Regions from separate parts of the Homo sapiens genome. Here region 1 is linked to region 2. The links are chromatin contacts, found by Hi-C or POLR2A ChIA-PET in ENCODE. All regions are on one chromosome and are shown on one strand. The core of a region is the stretch at or near the end of the contact, and the rest is flanking DNA. Distances in the headings are between cores, read along the strand shown.

Region 1 (6,105 bases), core at 324-2,823, 90 kb after region 2:
AATATCACAGCTCTGCTCAAAATCTTTCAAAATCTCACTACTTCCTATGGGATAAAGAATAACAATAATAATAATAATAACTTTACCTAACGAACATTCAAAGCTGGCTTCAAACCAGTAGTCTAACCTAAATTCTTAAACTCTATAATCAGGAAAAAATAAATTCCATTCAGTTACATTTGTATATATACTTTGTATTTCACTTCTCACTTGGTCTTTGTCTAAGTTGTGTCCTCTGCTTATAAGGCCCAAATCTCAGCTATTCTTACAGTCCAGCTAAATGTCACTTTTTTTTTTTTTTTTTTTTTTGAGACAAAGTCTTGCTCTGTCTCCCACGCTGGAGCGCAGTGGCGCCGATCTCGGTTCACTGCAAGCTCCGCCTCCCGGGTTCACGCCATTCTCCTGTCTCAGCCTCCCCAGTAGCTGGGACTACAGGCGCCCGCCACCACGCCCAGCTAATTTTTTTTTGTATTTTTAGTAGAGATGGGGTTTCACCATGTTAGCCAGGATGATCTCGATCTTCTGACCTCGTGATCCGCCCGCCTCAGCCTCCCAAAGTGCTGGGATTACAGGTGTGAGCCACCACGCCCGGCTAAATGTCACTTCTATAAAACCTACTATTTTCTCCCTTTGCATCAGTTTTCAACACACATAGTTAGTATTCTAAAACTGGATGGCAAGTGCTTCTTCAGAGAAGGGTAATTGTCTAAGTCCACATTTGGATTAATCATTGTAACCCCTGATATTTTAAAAAATAAAAACAGTGTTATTGAGATATAATTCACCTATCATACACTCTGCCCATTTAAAGTGTACAATTCAATGGTTTTTAGTATATTTAGTATTTAGCATTTTAGATATGTACAACCGTTACCAACCACAGTTATTTTTAGAACATTTTCATCACCATACATACACACACAAAACCATACCCTTTAGCTATTACCCCAGCCTCGCCCCACCCCATTCCCTCCATTCCTAAGAAATTTACTAACATACTTTCCATCTTTATAGATTTCCTTGTTCTGGGAATTTCATATAAACGGAATCATACAATATGTGGTCTTTCATGACTGGCATTTTTCACTCAGCATGTTTTCAAATCCAATGCATAGCATGAATCAGTATTTCTTTTTATTGCCAAATAATATTCCATTATATGGATATGTCACATTTTATCCATTTATCAGGTGATGGACATTTGGACTGCTTTAACTTTTGGCCATTATGGATAGTGCTACTAGAATTATTCATGTATAAGTTTTTAGGCGGATATATGTTTTCATTTTTCTTGAGCATATGCCTATGAGTGGAAATGCTGGGCCCTACGGCTTCTTTAAGTAGCAGATATTCCATAAAAATCTGATGAAATCACCTTCCCTGTTCCATTTCAATCTTATAATTAAAATGACCATTCAAATTAATCCTTTCCCCAAAAGATAAACAAGAATATTTTTTCTTCTAAGAGGATAAGATGAAATAACAGGCATAAAATAAGTTTTTCCCTCTTCCTTAACCTCCTGCAACCTCAGGTATTACATTTATAGTGAGAATGTAGAACTGCGCCAAGAATGTAGTATTTCAGGTTTTAGGCCCTTGGGCCAAATAAACAATCCAACTAGCACGGAGTAGAAGATTTCATCAGAGATGTGCAATTGAAATAATTTTCTTCGCAAACACTTCTTTATTCTAAGAAATGGAAACCTTCTAACAATGGTAATCAAGTAAATTATTTCTCACAAGACATTCTAACTTACTATAAGAAAGAACACTGGTGGCGCATGCCTGTAATCCCAGCTACTTGGGAGGCTGAGGCATGAGAATCACTTAAGCCCAGGAGGCAGAGGTTGCAGTGAGCCGAGTTACACCACTGCACTCCAGCCTGGGTGACAGAGCAAGACTCCATCTCAAAAAAAAAAAAAAAAAGAAAGAAAGAAAGAAAGAAAGAACACTTGATAGAGAGTAGAAATATATATTTTTAAAATAATTTTCCCTTTCCCAGAAACTTCAAGAAAGATGATTCATTGAAGATCTTAGTTGTGTTTCAATGTTTTTTTCAACAATAATGTTCTTCTCAACAATGTTTTTCTCTGGCAGCACTATCCTGGAGCCAGTGAATTCGAAAACTCCACAATATTTCAGTATTAATAAAGTAAATAAGAATTAGAATGTTTCATACTGGAAAGAATTTTAAAGATACACCATTTCAACTCCTTTTTTTCTTTTTATACTCAATCTCAGAAAAGTTAAGCATCACATCACACCTCTGTGGCAGCATTATCCCCAAATTAAAATCCCAGACTTCTGGCCAGGTGCAGTGGCTCATGCCTGTAATCCTAGCACTTTGGGAGACCGAGGTGGGAGGGTTGCTTGAGTCCAGGAGTTTGAGAACAGCCTGGGTAACACAGTGAGACCCCCGTCTCTATGAAATAAAATACAAAAAAATTAGCTGGGCATGGTAGCACGTGCCTGTAGTCCCAGCTACTTGGGGCTTGAGGTGGGAGGATTGCTTGAGCCCAGGAAGCTGAGGCTATAGTGAGCCGAGATTGTGCCACTGCACTCCAACCTAGGTGACAAAGTAAGAACTTGTCTGGAAAAAAAAAAATCCAGGACTTCTGATTTTCCATTACAGAAATTTATTCTCCTGAACCATGCTGCCCTAAGTCATACTTTACTATTTTGGAGGGTAATCAAGAAAATTTTAAATTTAATGTAAGATTGAACTTCTGTTACTATTCCTCCCAAGGATCTCAGGACATTTAAAGATATGGTGCTAGATTCAGTTCTTACGAGGACTGCAGAGTAAACAAATTTGAGGGCCTCTTTAAGAAAAAAATAGGGCCAGCGCGGTGGCTCATGCCTGTAATCCCAGCACTTTGGGAGGCTGAGGCAAGCAGATCACAAGGTCAGGAGATCCAGACCATCCTCGCTAACACGGTGAAACCCCATCTCTACTAAAAATACAAAAAATTAGCCAGGTGTGGTGGTACACGCCTGTAGTTCCAGCTATTCGGGAGGCTGAGGCAGGAGAATCGCTTGAACCAAGGAGGCAGAGGTTGCAGTGAGCCGAGATCGGCACCACTGCACTCCAGCCTGGGTGACAGAGCGAGACTCCGTCTCAAAAAGAAAAAAAAGAAAAAGAAAAAAATAGGTCGGGCATAGTGGCTCATGCCTATAATCTCAGCACTTTGGGAGGCTGAGGCAGGTAGATCACTTGACGTCAGCAGTTCAAGACCAGGCTGGTCAACATGGTAAAACCCGTCTCTACTGAAAATAGAAAAAAATTAGCTGGGCGTGGTGGCGCATACCTATAATTCCAGCTACTCAGGAGGCTGAGACAGGAGAATAGCTTGAACCCAGGAGGTGGAGGTTGCAGTGAGCCGAGATCGTGCCATTGCACTCCAGCCTGGGCGACAGAGCAAGACTTTGTCTCTAAATAAATAAATAAATTCTCACTTAAAATTAAGTATAGAGTCTTAGATGAAGCTGGTATAAGAAGCTCTGAAACACGCTTCACAGTAAACCAGCCTTTGAAAATTCCTAATATTTCATTCATTATCTTGCTCCCAGAGGGTAGACTGAGGCAGGTAAAATCTTAACTTTACAGCAGTGAAAAATGAAGTATAAATATATAGTATCTTTTTCGAAGTCACATAGTTAGGACTAGTCGAGTATTTGGTTTCTTCCCCCGTTTCCTTCCACACGACTTCCCATAAGACTTGAAGAGAACTGTCTAAAAAAAACAAACCAAAAAAACAAAAAAAAAACTAGCAAATTTTGTTGTAATTGCTGTTCCTGTTTGCCACCAATATTTAACTATTATCCTGAGGTAAGAGAACTGCTTTTAAGGTACTTTCACGTTGAAAATGAAACTAGATGATAGCTGCTTTTTATGCCACTATGGTTCTATAGCCCAACTGTGAACAAATATCCTCACATTTAAGAGCTGAAAAAGGACCTTAGTGATCATCTAATTTCTACGTGGCAAATAATGCAGAAGTAGCTGGGGTTTTGAGGATCCTAACAATGATAACCTTTAGACTACTCCTGGGTCAACTGACATTAAATTATATGAAGATTCTTCTAGTCACTCTTTAAGACTTTATCTATGTAGGCTCAAAAGCAAAAATATCAATTATTTTGATTTCTTATGGAGTATTATTTTCTTCCTCCCTTAATAAAAAGAGGTTTAAGATAAGAGACAGATGGGAAAGTAGAGGCCCCATTGGATCTCTTAAATTTAACACTGAATATCTTTTATTTTTAAAGACAGTCTCACTCTGTTGCCCAGGATGGAGTACAGTGACACCATCTCAGCTCACTGCAACCTCTGCCTCTCAGGTTCCAGAGATTCTCGTGCCTCAATGTCCCAAGTAGCTGGGACTACAGGCACGTGCGACCACACCCTGTTAATTTTTTTTTTTTTTTTTAGTAGAGACAGGGTTTCACCATGTTGGCCAGACTGGTCTTGAACTCCTGGCCTCCCAAAGTGCTGGGATTACAGGCGTAAGCCACCACGCCCAGCAACACTGAATATCTTTGTTCTGTCTGATACTTTGATATGAGGCCAGCAACTTGAAATCAATTATGCATCTACTTCAGAAAAAAATGGCACCTCACATGAATCTGAAAATTAAGACCAGTATAAGAATGGTGGTGATGTGTCTACATAAATCCCAAATTATTCTAAAATATTTGACTGGGTTTTTGAAATCTTCATTTTGCACTATAACTTTTTTTTCATTTAAAAAAAAGTTTCATTTTTTAGAGAGACAGGGTATTATATTACTCTGTCTCCCAAGCTGGAGTGCAGTGGTGTGATCACAGTTCACTGTAGCTTCAACCTCTGGGGTTCAAGCAGCCCTCTTGTCTCAGCCTTCCAATTAGCTGGGACTACAGGCGTGTGCCACCATGCCCAGCTAACTTATTTTTTGTAGAGATAGGGTCTTGCTATGTTGCCCAGACTGGTCTCCAACTCCTGGGTCAAGCAATCCTCCTGCCTCAGCCTTCCAAAGTGCTGGGATTACAGGCATGAGCCATTGTGCCTGGCTGCCCCATTATTCAATCTTATGCCCCAATATTCTGTTATATAAAGAATGTATAATATGAAAACTTTATGTAACTATAATACACAATAATTTGCTCTTAGGATTTCTCAAACATGATTAATAATCATTCATATCTCTTATTTTTAAAATCCTCACAGATCCCTAACATTTTCTTCAATTACTTTTAGTCATTTACTTTACTCATTTATTCATGTATCATTCATTTGGCAAATATTTATTAAGTACCTAATATTCATCTGGCACTGAACAAGGCTTTAGGTTCTTTCCTGTTCTCATACAGCTTATATTCTAGTAGAGAGATATATAAATATTTATACATGAAGTATTAATAAATATAAAGAGAAATATAAAATGAAACAGGGCCAGCAGGCAGGATAGATCTCTCTGATAGGTAACAGTTGAGTAGAGACCTGAAAGATGAAGGAAGTGAAGGAGTAAGCCCTGAAGGTCCTGGCAAGGAAGAGTGGTACAGGCGAGGGAATAGCAAGATTGTTTTGTGTACTCCAGAAAACGCCAGAAGGCCAGCGTGGGTAAGGGAAAGTGAACAATGGGGATGTAGTAGGAGAAGAGATAGGGCCTTTCATAATGTGATGGAGATTTTGGATTTTATTATAAGTGAGATGGGAAGCCACCGAAGCATTTCATGAGAGATGCCACTTCTGTGTTTAAAAGGATCACTCTGACTATTCTGTGGGAAATAGATTGTGTAGAAGCAAGGTTAAAAACACTGAGACCTGAAAGAAGCCATTGCAAAAGTCTAAGAAAGAAATGATGACAGCCAGCACCAAGGTGCTGGTGGTAGAGGTAATAAGAATTGGTTGAATTCCAGAATAATTGAGAAGGAACAACCAAATGCGCTTTGCTGCTTTGATTGGAATATGAAAGAAAGAGAGGAGTCAAAGATGACTCCAAGCCTTAGGGCCTGAGCTACCAAAAGATGAAATTGCCCATTTATAAAACTGTAATATGGCCGGGCGCGGTGGCTCACGCCTGTAATCCCAGCACTTTGGGAGGCCGAGGCGGGCAGATCACGAGG
Region 2 (5,960 bases), core at 2,033-4,532:
GAAATCTTTCTTCTACAACCTGATTGTTCCTTCCATGTGGAGACAGAGAGAGACAGAGAGACCAAGAGAGACAGAGAGCAAGCTCAATTATGGAAACACCCTGGAACTGTGTCCCCAGTCACTGCATGCCCAGGGAGCACATGTCCACCACATTTTTCAACACTATGGAAGTCTCATGGGGGTGGCAGGAAAGGTGACTCAGTTTTAGCACTGCTTGAGCAGGCAGATCTGCTTAATTTTGTTTTCCTGCAGACATAAATCACCTCTTGTACCTAACATGTATCAGTAATAGATGATATTATGGGGAGGGAGGAGGGATAGCATTAGGAGATATACCTAATGTAAATGACGAGTTAATGGGTGCAGCACACCAACATGGCAGATGTATACATATGTAACAAACCTGCACGTTGTGCACATGTACCCTAGAACTTAAAGCATAATAATAATAAAAAAAGATGATATTATGACTATCTGCCTTACCCTTCTGTTTTTTTTTTTTTTTTTTCAGTCGGAGTCTTGTTCTTGTTGCCCAGGCTGGAATGCAATGGCGTGACCTCGGCTCACTGCAATCTCCGCCTCCCGGGTTCAAGTGATTCTCTTGTCTCAGCCTCCCGAGTAGCTGGGATTACAGGCACCTGCCACCATGCCCAGCTAATTTTTTGTATTTTTAGTAGAGATACGGTTTCACCATGTTGGCCAGGCTGGTCTCAAACTCTTGACCTCAAGTGATCCACCCACCTCAGCCTCCCAAAGTGCTGGGATTACAGGCATGAGCCACCATGCCTGGCTGGTTTTTTTTTTTTTTTTGGAGATGAAGTCTCGCTCTTGTCACCCAGGCTGGAGTGCAATGGCACAATCTCAACTCACTGCAACCTCTGCCTCCCAGGTTCAAGCGATTCTCCTGCCTCAGCCTTCTGAGTAGCTGGGATTATAGGCATCTGCCACCACGCCCAGCTAATTTTTGTATTTTTAGTAGAGACGGGGTTTCACCATGTTGGCCAGGCTGGTCTCGAATTCCTGACCTCAGGCGATCCACCCACCTCGGCCTCCCAAAGTGCTGGGATTGCAGGCGTGAGCCACTGTGCCTGGCCTTTTTTTTTTTGAGACAGGGTCTCGCTCTGTCACCCAGGCTAGAGTGCAGTGACACAATCTCGGCTCACTGCAACCTCTGCCTTCTGGGCTCAAGCAATCTTCCTGCCTCAGCCTCCCAATTAGTTGGGACTATAGGCATGTGCCACCACACCCAGCTAACTTTTGTATTTTTTGTGGAGACGGGGTTTTGCCACATTGTCCAGGCTGGTCTTGAACTCGTGGGCTCAAGAGATCCACCCACCTTGGCCTCCCAAAGTGCTGGGATTATAGGTGTAAGCCACCACATCTGGCCTTGTCTGCTTTTAAAATTAGTTTAGAACGTGGATGGGGACGAGAGATGTTCCCTAGAAAATCCAAATAATTGCCGGACTCATTATTTGCTCCTTTTGCTCAGGGGCTCATCAGCTGTAGGCAGGGATTATCACTACTATAAGAGACTATTTGTAAAGCAGTTTTCTTTTGAAGAGGACTGTGGGTATGGCAGATACAGTAACAGACTTTTGTTGTGCACGTTCTCAGAAGATGGAAGCATCTTGTTTCCCTTTACTTGTACCCAGGCCACCATCAAGGGACTGATACTCAGAATATACATAAGTATAATTTTTTTTTTTTTTTGAGAAGAGACTTCCTCTGTTGCCCAGGCTGGAGTGTAATGGCATGATCTTGGCTCACTGCAACCTCTGCCTTCCAGGTTCAAGCAATTCTCCTGCCTCAGCCTCCTGAGTAGCTGGGATTACAGGCATGTGCCACCATGCCCGGCTAATTTTTGTATTTTTAGAAGAGATGGAGTTTCACCATGTTGGCCAGGCTGGTCTCGAACTCCTGACCTCAGGTGATCTGCCTGCCTCGGCCTCCCAAAGTGCTGGGATTACAGGCGTGAGCCACCACGCCTGGCCTCAGAATATATTTGAATGGACAAGAATGTAACATATATTTTCAGTTGCTATTTTAGCTCTGAACGACAATTTTACATAGCCCTATAAAATCTAGAAACCCAATTTTGCCACCCCGGAAACAACAATTTTCCTCCATCCCCCACTCCTGCCTCTTGCTAACATCCTGCCACTGACCCCAACAGGCTGGGCTTGGTTGTGGCATGAAGGCGTGTGTGCACATACTGACCTCCTTTTCTATGATAGCCACTTGCTTCTTGGCCAGCTTCTCCAGCTCGATGGACGAGTTGTTGGCATGCGTCTCCACCTCCTTCTGTAGCTTGAGGCGGTGCTCGTCCATCTCAGCCTTCAGCTTGTTCTCCAGGGCGATCAGCTGCTTCTGGTGCTGGCGCCGCATCCGCTTATAACCTGACATCTGTTCCCGCAACTCGTTCTCCTGCTCATGCTCATGGATCTGTCGTGTAACCTGAATTGGGTTAGGAAACAGAACTCAGGTAACCAGGTTCATGGGAGACAAGCTTTCATGCAAAGTAGAACGGCCCTGTGGCATAATTTTATCCATCACCTTCACCATCAATTTACCTACTGTTTAGTGAATGCTCACCCGTAGGGGGCACTGTGCTAGATAGATACTCTTTATGTATTTTATCCCTAGTCCTCAAAACCATCTCATTCACTCATTCATTTCATTCATGAGGTAGGTGATAACATCTTAGTTTTATAGTTGAAGAAATTGATTCTTGAAAGAAACTCTTTATTCAGGCCGGGCACGATGGCTTACGCCTGTAATCCCAGTACTTTGGGAGGCTGAGGCAGGCAGACCACTTGAGGTCAGGAGTTGGAGACCAGCCTGGCCAACATGGTAAAACCCCGTCTCTACTAAAAATACAAAAATTAGCCAGGCATGGTGGTGGGCACCTGTAATCCTAGTTACTTGGGAGGTTGAGGCAGGAGAATTGCTGGAACCCGAGAGGCGGAGGCTGCAGTGAGCTAAGATCACTCCACTGCACTCCAGCCTGGGTGACAGAGACTCTGTCTCAAAAAAAAACAACAACAACAAAAAGAAATTATTTATTCAGTCAAAATATGTTTACATATTTTTGATATACCATCACATATATTACATGTTCACATTAACACAGCTAATAAGGACTGGATTGGGAATCAGGCCCATCTCTGTATAACTCCAGAGCCATGTTATTTCTACTGCACCAAGATTTCTCACCAACACTACTGACAACGAGCCCGATAATTATCTGTTGTGGGGGCCGTCCTGTGCATTGCAGGATGTTTAGCAGCATCCCTGGCCTCTACCCACTAGATGGCAGTAGCACCTCCCACCACATGACAATGAAAAGTATCTCCAGATATTGCCAAATGTTCCCTTGGGAACAAAATTCCTCTAGTTGAGAACTACTACACTGGTTTGTTTTGTATATGTGTGTGTGTGTGTGTGTGTATATATATATATATATATATATATTTTTTTTTTTTTTTAAGGATCATGTCTCTAACAGTCATAGACCTTTTAAATTAGTCTGAACATGATTTATTTCCTATTCCTAATATGAAGAGGTGAGTATGAGATCAAGAGATCTCTTAAATCATGTCTCCCCCATCCCCTTCTCTACAAAAGAAATGTTACCAAATTATAATACATTCACTCACTCTCCTAAAGAGGACAAAGCATTGCTATGATTTTTGGAAGGCTACTTTTCTTAGTAACTTTTCCTTAACTCATTTTCAAGTGAACATCCAACAAATTAAAGCTTGTAAATGTACATTTCAGCACCTCTTGCTCATTTCTATTAAATCTTTTGTGATTTTTCCAGTCCTTCCTTCAATTTATCTTCTCTCTTTATTTTCCTGATCACTTCCTCCCTATTTTTCCTATTTTAGAAAAAAAATCTTAATTCCAGGATTGTAACTTTAGTCTTGTTCTTCACTAAGTGATTTGGTCACTCCTATCTACTGTAAGGCCCATCTCCCCAGCCTAACACCCAACCAAGCTTTACAGGAAATTTTCAAGCTGCTATTAATTTTCTGTACTATTTTCAGTTTATGGGTTAAAATACATTTTATACAAAGAAGAGTTTGTTTCTCTGCTCTTTTTAGAAGGTGGCCCTGCATACTAAATTGAGTCCTTACTAACAAGAGAGTGCTGTTCTGTAACTAGATAGTATTATCAAAGTACACCATTAAACATTAGCCAAACTTTGAAACCTTTCCAGTTGAAACTAACACTGGGTTTCATATTCATTTCTCTTTTCTGAAGGATAATACTCTTTCAAGTATTAAGAATAAGAGCAGAGGATATTTTAAGACCAAAAAAGGATAGCATCACCCAAAAGGCACCTAACCCTCTAAAGAAAATAAATGATCTATTTTATTATCAGAAAATGTGTTTTTTTAATGGACATAATTCAAGATGAAAGGAGGAAAAGAAGTAGTTTGAAATATATGTATCAATTTTACTTCTTCACGCTTATATGTTTCTGAAGTACAACTTTAAGGAAGAAACAATTCTAATCAATGGAAAGGATACCATTTAGTCCTTTCTGAATTCAACTATTTTTCAGAAAAATATGGCAGTAAAGTATCAGGGTTAGGGTAATGAATTTTAGATATGTTTTAGCTAGAAACTTTTTCTTATTTTAGCATTCCTTCTTTAATCAGATTCCCAAAGCTGAGGCATGGCACACTCTAAGCTATCATGACACATTTAAAACTTGGCATAAGCATTGGCTTACAGCCAATAAAATATTCTCAGGATGGTCATTTCCCTAAACCAGGATGCCTAAAGATAAAAGGGAAATGAGTTGTGTCAAGAAAATTTTCTATTTCAGTTGGTGGGTGGGTGTCTGTAAAGAGGGTGGCTTTCTACTTGTACCAGATCACATACAAGGTGATCTGGTACAAGGATGTGGCAAAGAAAATTTACAGAGCTCAATCTGCTATCATTGTACACCACTGAATTCCAGGAGAGACATTTTGCTTTTGAATGCTTCCCATAATGTGGATAATTACCTTCTTAAACTCCTAATATCACCTTTCATTTGTCACAACTAAACTTTCCAAGTTTCAAATTGTCTTTTTGGGTATATATATAGAGATACTAAGCTTTATAATTCCATGCTCAAGCTGGATAGATGAATTTAAATAAAAGTATAACCAGATATTTCAATTGAAAAGTCTAACATGAAATATACAAAAAATATGATATTTACAGTTATATGTGCCTGTGTGTCTTAAGTGTACACTATGAGTTTTAAGAATACACCTTTTGGTCAATAAAATAAAAAATAATAGCTGATAACTTTTTCATGCATATGGTTTAAAAAGTGCTTTCACATATAATTTACCTCTTTAATTTTTAGAAGGCCTTGGATTCCTATGGTTCTTGAATTGCCTGAGGAAATTCATATCACCAAGGCAGAAAAAGAGTGACTATTTTCTGTTATAAAGTAATAGAGGGAATCAACACCCAAAAAAGTCAAAGCTAGAGAGGGTGGTAAGTCTAAATTACAAATTGAGTAAGTCTGAAATGGGAGAAAGTTATAAAGATGTAGTAACTGTAGTTTTTACAATGGCAGTCTCAAAAATGTGATCAACTAAAAGTGGGCAGTACCACCTTGCTCTACCCAGTGGATTGTGTGGAGAAAAACCTCATCTATCTCTTACTATATAATTGACCTTGGGCAAATTACTTAACCTCTTAAAGTCTCTCAGTTTCTTAATGTGTAAAGAGAGAGGAACTACCACTGTCTTCCTCAGGGTCAGAGGACTTTCTCATGTGAAAGTGCCTAGCAGGGTGTCTGACTCCTAGGAAATGCTCAACACATGCTGGTTTCCTTCCTTCTGATGCCAGGCTCTGCGAAGCATGTCCCTTGGCCCTCCACTTAGTATTTCTGGTGATGGAGACACAGAGCACAAGTGGATCCAGAAGAAGGGGCACATTTAAGGAAAAAAAAA

The links. Hi-C counts contacts between places; a loop is a spot of excess contacts on that map. ChIA-PET counts read pairs that join two places held with the same protein, here RNA polymerase II (POLR2A). Pooled maps may share reads with other maps.
Region 1: a map of PC-3 shows a loop between it and region 2 (2.6-fold over the local background). The contact joins two enhancer-like sites. A Hi-C loop is called at or near these places in 4 of 168 maps with a recorded cell type or tissue (Calu3, PC-3, endothelial cell of umbilical vein and 1 more) and 2 of 50 pooled maps. POLR2A ChIA-PET finds 5 or more read pairs at or near these places in 3 of 52 experiments (GM12878, HEK293 and endothelial cell of umbilical vein).

What each region holds. Positions count from the first base shown.
Region 1 is chr12:118,270,383-118,276,487 of GRCh38, forward strand. All of the region lies in intron 1 of TAOK3 (TAO kinase 3), which reads right to left. Among named protein-coding and RNA genes, the nearest start is that of TAOK3, 99 kb to the right of the region's middle. Within about 2 kb of position 1,574, at least 5 of the 41 ENCODE cell types and tissues checked have a DNase peak (open chromatin) inside an H3K27ac peak, as active enhancers do.
Region 2 is chr12:118,179,154-118,185,113 of GRCh38, forward strand. TAOK3 (TAO kinase 3) reads right to left here. Exons shown (of 21, transcript NM_016281.4): 15 at 2,218-2,454. Among named protein-coding and RNA genes, the nearest start is that of PEBP1, 46 kb to the left of the region's middle. Within about 2 kb of position 3,283, at least 3 of the 41 ENCODE cell types and tissues checked have a DNase peak (open chromatin) inside an H3K27ac peak, as active enhancers do.